Regions from separate parts of the Homo sapiens genome. Here region 1 is linked to region 2. The links are chromatin contacts, found by Hi-C or POLR2A ChIA-PET in ENCODE. All regions are on one chromosome and are shown on one strand. The core of a region is the stretch at or near the end of the contact, and the rest is flanking DNA. Distances in the headings are between cores, read along the strand shown.

Region 1 (3,058 bases), core at 203-2,702, 74 kb before region 2:
CCACCCTTGGCGTCTCTGCTCCCAAGACTAGAGTGCCTCCCCGCCCCCACCCTGCACTACACACCTTCCAAATCTGGTTACACTCAAAGACTTCCTCCCTTCCACAGGCCTTTCCCTCCCTCCCCGCAGCCCAGACCGTTAGCTGCAGCCAATCCCGCGGTAGGGGGTGGGCTGGGGCAGGGCCTGGACTTGCGGAAGCCCCCTCCACCGCAGGCTGAAGCAGGAGGAGGACAGACAGGGGTTAAGTCTCCCCGCGCTCGCTCAGTGCCTTTTTAGGTTTCTGAGGCTGGGCCCTGCCTGTCCTGGCCCCCGGGCCTGAACCCAGCTGCTGAGCACATGCACGAAGAGGGCCTCCCGCGCCAGCTCCCCTCGGCCCCAGAGCCCGCAGACGCGGGCAGTGGTTGGGGACCTGTCTTCAGCCCTCTCCCAGCCCGCGGAGGGGCTGTGAAGCTGGGAAGCCACTTGTTTTGTTGGGGGCGGGGAGATGCCCCCAGGAATCAGTGACAGGCACTGGTTCTGTCCTCCCGAGTGTGGGCTAGGGTTGCCCGATGGAAGGAAAGGGAACGGTGAGCCGAGGCGGGAGGTGGGAATGTGCATGGGGAGGCGGCAGCTGGAGGGCTCGCAAACCCTAAGGCCTGGACTCCCCGGGGCACCCAGGGAGTGCTCGCTGTCCCCAGAGGGGTGTGCAGGCAGTGCCCATGGCCCTTGTCGATGGGTGGGAGGGCCGGGGCCAGGGTCTTCTCTCTATACCGGGGGGTGCCCTCCGCCCTGTCTCTCAGCTCCCCGCGCGCCCACCCCGCACCTGTGCCCCTGCCCCATGGGACGACCCTATCCCCGCAGCGCCCGTGCCCTCGCCCCCGGCACTGACCTATGGACACGAGCTTGATGTGCTCGCGCTCGAGGAACTCGAGGGCCACGGACACGTTCTCCAGCTTCATTTGGCGGAAGTTGGGGCGCGGATGGAACTTGCGGTACATGCGCTTCTGGCTGAGCACCTCGAGCAGCGCGATGAGCCGGAGCCCGTCGCTGAGGTCGCGCTGCAGGTCGGTCAGGCGCTTGCCCACGCACTTGAGGTGCTCATTGCACCAGCGCGTGAATGTGTTCTGCTGGATCTTCTTCCACGGCGCGTCCTCCGCCAGGTCCTTCTCCGTGGACGGCATCTCGTCTGTCTCATCGCCCAGGCCGAGGCCGGCGTCTGAGTAGCCGCTGTTGTTCATCATGCTGGCGCGGGCTGGGGGTGCGGCCGGGGCTAGGGCCGCGGTTTGGGCTATCGGGGGCTGTCGGGCGCTGTTGGGGCGCGACCACGGGACTCGCTGCGCTGCGCTGCTCTCCTCTCCAACTTCTCTCGCGCCGGGGCTGGCGGGGCTCGGCGAGGCTCGGCGGGCCTCCTAGGCGCTCGGCCGCTCTCTGGCTCTCTCTCCCTCCAGGGCCGGAGCGGTGCTCGGGAAGGGCGGGCTGGGCCGGGGCGGGGGGTTTAAGAAGCCCCCGGACCGCCGCCCCCCCGCCGCGCCCGCGGCCCCCGGGTCCACGTCAGAGCGCCGGCCTCCCAGGAATGCCGCCCGGCCCGCGGGTGGGGGCCGCGCCGCACAGGACGCCCCGCCCCCGCCGCCCCTCCCCCGCGCCGCCCGGGCGGCGGGACGGGGTTGAGGGCGCCCACCCCCTGGGCCCCCGGTGCCGCCGCGCTGGAAGGTGGCGGGGAGGGCCGACAGTTCTCCATCCACACCCAACACACCAAACTGTCAGGAATGAAATATGCTCCCTCCACACCCCGCACGGGCTGAAGAGGTAAATGGGGAAACTGAGGCCAGTGATTAGGGCAAAACCCACTGATCTGGTGTTCACAGAATTTTCTAGACTAGTTGGTGGCAGGCTGTTGACAGGGCCTGCGAGGGCTGGCTCCTAGCCCAGGGCATTGTCCACCTGTGGACAGGGAAGGGAAGTGTGTGTGCTTGTGCAGAGACGGCCTGAGAGGAAGCAGGGACCTTGCCCGGGCCAATGAAGGAGAAGCCTGCGGGGGGGCGGGGGGTTGTGTGTGCCTCCCAGCCATTGCTTGACTTTACAGATAGAAAAGCCTCATGTAGGGCCCAAATCCAGAGGCCCAGGAGTAAGACCGGGGCCCCTGCCCCTGACTCAGTGTCCCTGTCACCAGCCCGTTTGGCCTCATCGCCTCGGTATGAAGCTGAGCTCAGGAAAAGGGTACCCAGTGACTCACACTGTGTATCCCCCTCCCCCAAGTCTGACTCAACTGAGATGATAAGAGGGGAAGGAGAGACTCTTCCCCCATAGTGCCAGGGAGCCCCCTGGGCAACATGCCCATTTGGGCCACAGGGCAGATCCTGCCAGGGAAAGGGTGGGTCAGCCAGGCAGAAACAGGGAGAGCCCCAGCCAGAGCAGCCAGGGGGAAATGTGACCAGGTGGGTAGGCAGGACCAGGGGCAGAGTGGTCAGGGAGAGCCTAAGGGAGCCAGCTGGGATGCCCAGGCAAAGCTGCACTCAGGGCAAGCCAAAGGCTGCAGGCCTGGGGAATAGAACAGCAGGGAAACCGAGGCACCCAAACAGACTCTGGCCTGGGGTGAGGAGAAAGAGCTAGAGAACGTATTTCTTTTTCTTTTTTCTTTTTTTTTTTTTTTTTTTTTTGAGATGGAGTTTTGCTCTTGTTACCCAGGCTGGAGTGCAATGGCATGATCTCTGCTCACCGCAACCTCTGTCTCCCAGGTTCAAGCAATTCTCCTGCCTTAGCCTCCCAAATAGCTGGGATTACAGGCATGCACCACCACGCCCAGCTAATTTTGTATTTTTAGTAGAAACGGGGTTTCTCCATGTTGGTCAGGCTGGTCTCGAACTCCCGACCTCAGGTGATCTGCACGCCTCAGCCTCCCAAAGTGCTGGGATTACAGGCGTGAGCCACCGTGCTGGGCCTAGAGAATGTATTTCTATAAGGAGAGGATCCATTCTGCAACTTTGTAACATACGTGCAGCCATATCTCCCAGTTCCCCCTTTTTCAAGCCATGTGTCTTCAGCTTTCCCATCCTTCTAGACCTAGTAAGTCTAGCTGAGC
Region 2 (3,140 bases), core at 105-2,604:
TCTTTTTCAATCTGCGTTCCTGTATAAACCAAATTAAGATAACAGACATGAAGATATTTTAAAAAGTAAAAGACACCACATTAATGGTAAGAAATTATTGTTCCTGCAACATATTGATTACATAAAAAGGATATGACACTGCTTTTATAAAAAAGACCCACAGGGCCCCTTTAAGAATAACATCATTACTGCTGACCTTTGAGATTGTTCAGTCTTTCCATACTTTAAGCACAGTTTAAAGAAACAAAAACAAAACTACTGTACTATTTTGAGAGTTGAGCATTTTGAAGCTTCATTTTTTATTGAGTGTCAAAAATTCAGTCAGACAGCTTAACGAGTCATAAGGCTTTGGGATCCTGTGTACACACACACACACACACACACACACACACACACTCAAAGCCATAATAGGTTGAGATGGAGAACGTAAGGCAAACAAGCCTTTCTCAGATACTAAAGTGTCTCTTCTAAACAAGGTTTCAGGACTATGTAACATAAATAAGAAACATAACAAGACAACTTATACTTTAAGACTAGATTCTTACATAAGTGCTCTCCTCCCCTCCTTGGGGTAAAAGGTAAAAATGGTGACTGGACTCAAATAGCCTAATAGCAACATGCACATATATATATAAGGAGGGAAACAGGAAGATACAATTTTTTTTTTTTTTAATTTATAGTCAGGTCCTTGTTCTGTGTGGCCCAGGCTGGAGTGCAATGCAATCATAGCTCAATGCAGTCTTGGACTCTGGGGCTCAAGCAATCCTCCTGCTTCGGCCTCCCAAGTAGCTAGGACTACTGACAAGTATTACCACTCCTGGCTAATTTTTAATATTTTTTTTGTAAAGACGGGGTCTGGCTTTGTTGCCCTGGCTGGTCGCGAATTCCCGGACTCAAGCAACCTTTCTGCCTCGGCCTCCCAAAATGCTAGGATTATAGGCATAAGCCACTGTGCCTGTCCAAAACTTTATTTTTAATGACAAAACCTATTTTCCTATAGCTCTGCTTGGAATGCTGTATTTATCCTAAGCACCAGTTTTGGCCCTAGCTGGCCTGTATACAGCTTTAGGTAGGCTCTTGATCTAGTTTTGCTATAGGCAGGGTAGATCTCAGTATTTCATATTTTCCTTGTGGCAGAGACAGTGTTAACCTTTCTCTCATGGATAGCGGATTCATTGAGACAGATTTTAACTAAGAGCTATGATGATTTATACCTGAACTCCAAATTGAATCAAGAACACACAGTAACAAAAACTCCTCACTTCTCTAAGCCGACTCATGACCCCCTCAGTGCTGTCCACCCTCATGCCTCTGGGGAAAGATGCCTTATAAAGACATTGCTTCCCAGCCAGTGCTTCAGCTTATGCAGTCTCAGGCAGCAGAAATACCCATTACGTTGAATCATCTGCCTTGTGAGGCAACAGAGCTCTCAACAGATTTTTATGCACATAATCATACACAGCACCGAAGAATCATTCTGGGCAGCAAGTGAGTGCCTAGGTCGGAGCTGAGATTTATTTACACACCATTTTGTTTAGATCACCAATAGCCTACTCTTTGCTTTGTATTTATCATTAATTCCAAATAAATCAGGAAGGTGTTGGGTCTCAGCCAGAGCAAGAAGCAGGATGCCTCTCCATCTGTGCTGACTGTTTAATACATGTGTTCTTAATTGGGTGAAGGATATGTTTGGTTCTTGGCTAAGTGTCAAGCATTGAGAGAGAGTGCCACTTTAGTCTTAGGAATGAGAACAAGCCTGACACAGAAATAAAAGTCTCTTCACCAGAAATGCATGCAGTCCTGTAATTAATGCAGACAGCTGGCTATCTGTGGGGAAACAGATCCATTATACACTCACTGTTAGTCAGTGGCGGAGAACGCTTGCTTTAACCCAGAAGGTTGCCTAATTTCCAGGATTAAAATGGAGAAAGTACCATTTATATTCATTTATATTAATACAATTCTTGTCTTAAACTGTAACCATGTACAACAGAGGAATTTCACAAATAAAAACACCCTGGATCATCAACTCAATAAGACTCACTGCCTAGTATTCAGCAGCAGGCAAGTGTTACAAGTAAAAGAAAATTACTAACAGGTGGCCCAAGCATACAAGCTATCAAATCAACAAAAAGCAATCAAATTAACATTTATTTGCCTTAAAGCACTTGCAAAGCAGGCTGATAAACTCATGTGCCAGAGAAAACAAATGGGAAATTTTCATTTCCAAACTTCAGTAAGCAGACATACTGAAATAGTTAAATTTTATTAAGGAAAACTATTTTATTAAGACTTCTCACCAGTTATAAAGAAATCTAATTTGGTTTGAATTTTAGGTCCAACACTTTACTGGGACCATGTCAAGAAACATCTCAAAGCCCCTTGCTTTGCACTGTTGGAAGTATGTAGCCTCATAGCCTCTTTTTTTTTTTTTTTTTTTTTTTTGGACAGAGCTCGCTCTGTCCCCAAGGCTGGTGTGCAGCAGTGCAATCATGGCTCGCAGCTGCCTCAACCTCCTGGGCTTAAGTGATCCTCCCACCTTAGCCTCCTGAGTATCTAGGACAGGTGTGTGCCACCATGCTTGGCTAATTTAAATTTTTTTTTTTTTTTTTGGTAGAGACAGGGTGTCCCTATGTTGCCCAGATTGGTCTCAAACTCCTGGGCCCAGGCAATCCTCCTGCCTCAGCATCCCAAAGTGCTTATAGGCGTGAGCTATCGGCACCCAGCCCAATGTATTCTTTTAAATGAAATCTACTCCAAAAATTGTCTCTATGAGGGATGACATAAAGAAAAAATGGTAAAATATATGTAAAATGCTAAAAATGTAGAAGATACCAGACTTCCAGACTTCAGAAAACAAAAATTAAACAAATTTAAAAATACATAATATACAAATTTAAAATTAATAAAGGGAATCAGCTTAGCACTGAATTGAACTATTTAAGATAAGCTTCCTTTCCTTTACTGTGTGACCCATTTGTTTCTTTGACTCAAGACCACGGTCCCTGCCAGGCTGACATCTTGCCCCTTACCCAGGTAAGTGCCATAAGTCACGTTTCTGTACTCATCCCAGGAGATTAAGCCGTCTTGATTCATATCAAACTCCTGCCATTGGTTTTCAACATTGTCATATATGTATT

What was found. Hi-C counts contacts between places; a loop is a spot of excess contacts on that map. ChIA-PET counts read pairs that join two places held with the same protein, here RNA polymerase II (POLR2A). Pooled maps may share reads with other maps.
Region 1: a loop to region 2 is called in a map of transverse colon, with 9 times the contacts of the local background. The contact joins the promoter of FLNC here to the enhancer-like site in region 2. A Hi-C loop is called at or near these places in 19 of 168 maps with a recorded cell type or tissue (IMR-90, Right ventricle myocardium inferior, ascending aorta and 12 more) and 15 of 50 pooled maps. POLR2A ChIA-PET finds 5 or more read pairs at or near these places in 12 of 52 experiments (AG04449, AG04450, BJ and 9 more).

What each region holds. Positions count from the first base shown.
Region 1 is chr7:128,828,800-128,831,857 of GRCh38, reverse strand. FLNC (filamin C) reads right to left here and starts at 1,452. Exons shown (of 48, transcript NM_001458.5): 1 at 869-1,452. The coding sequence starts at 1,220. RefSeq lists a silencer at 1,235-1,396.
Region 2 is chr7:128,754,615-128,757,754 of GRCh38, reverse strand. The region is part of intron 3 of CALU (calumenin); the gene reads right to left. Among named protein-coding and RNA genes, the nearest start is that of CALU, 17 kb to the right of the region's middle. Within about 2 kb of position 1,354, at least 6 of the 41 ENCODE cell types and tissues checked have a DNase peak (open chromatin) inside an H3K27ac peak, as active enhancers do; they include IMR-90 and transverse colon, where a contact is called at or near this core.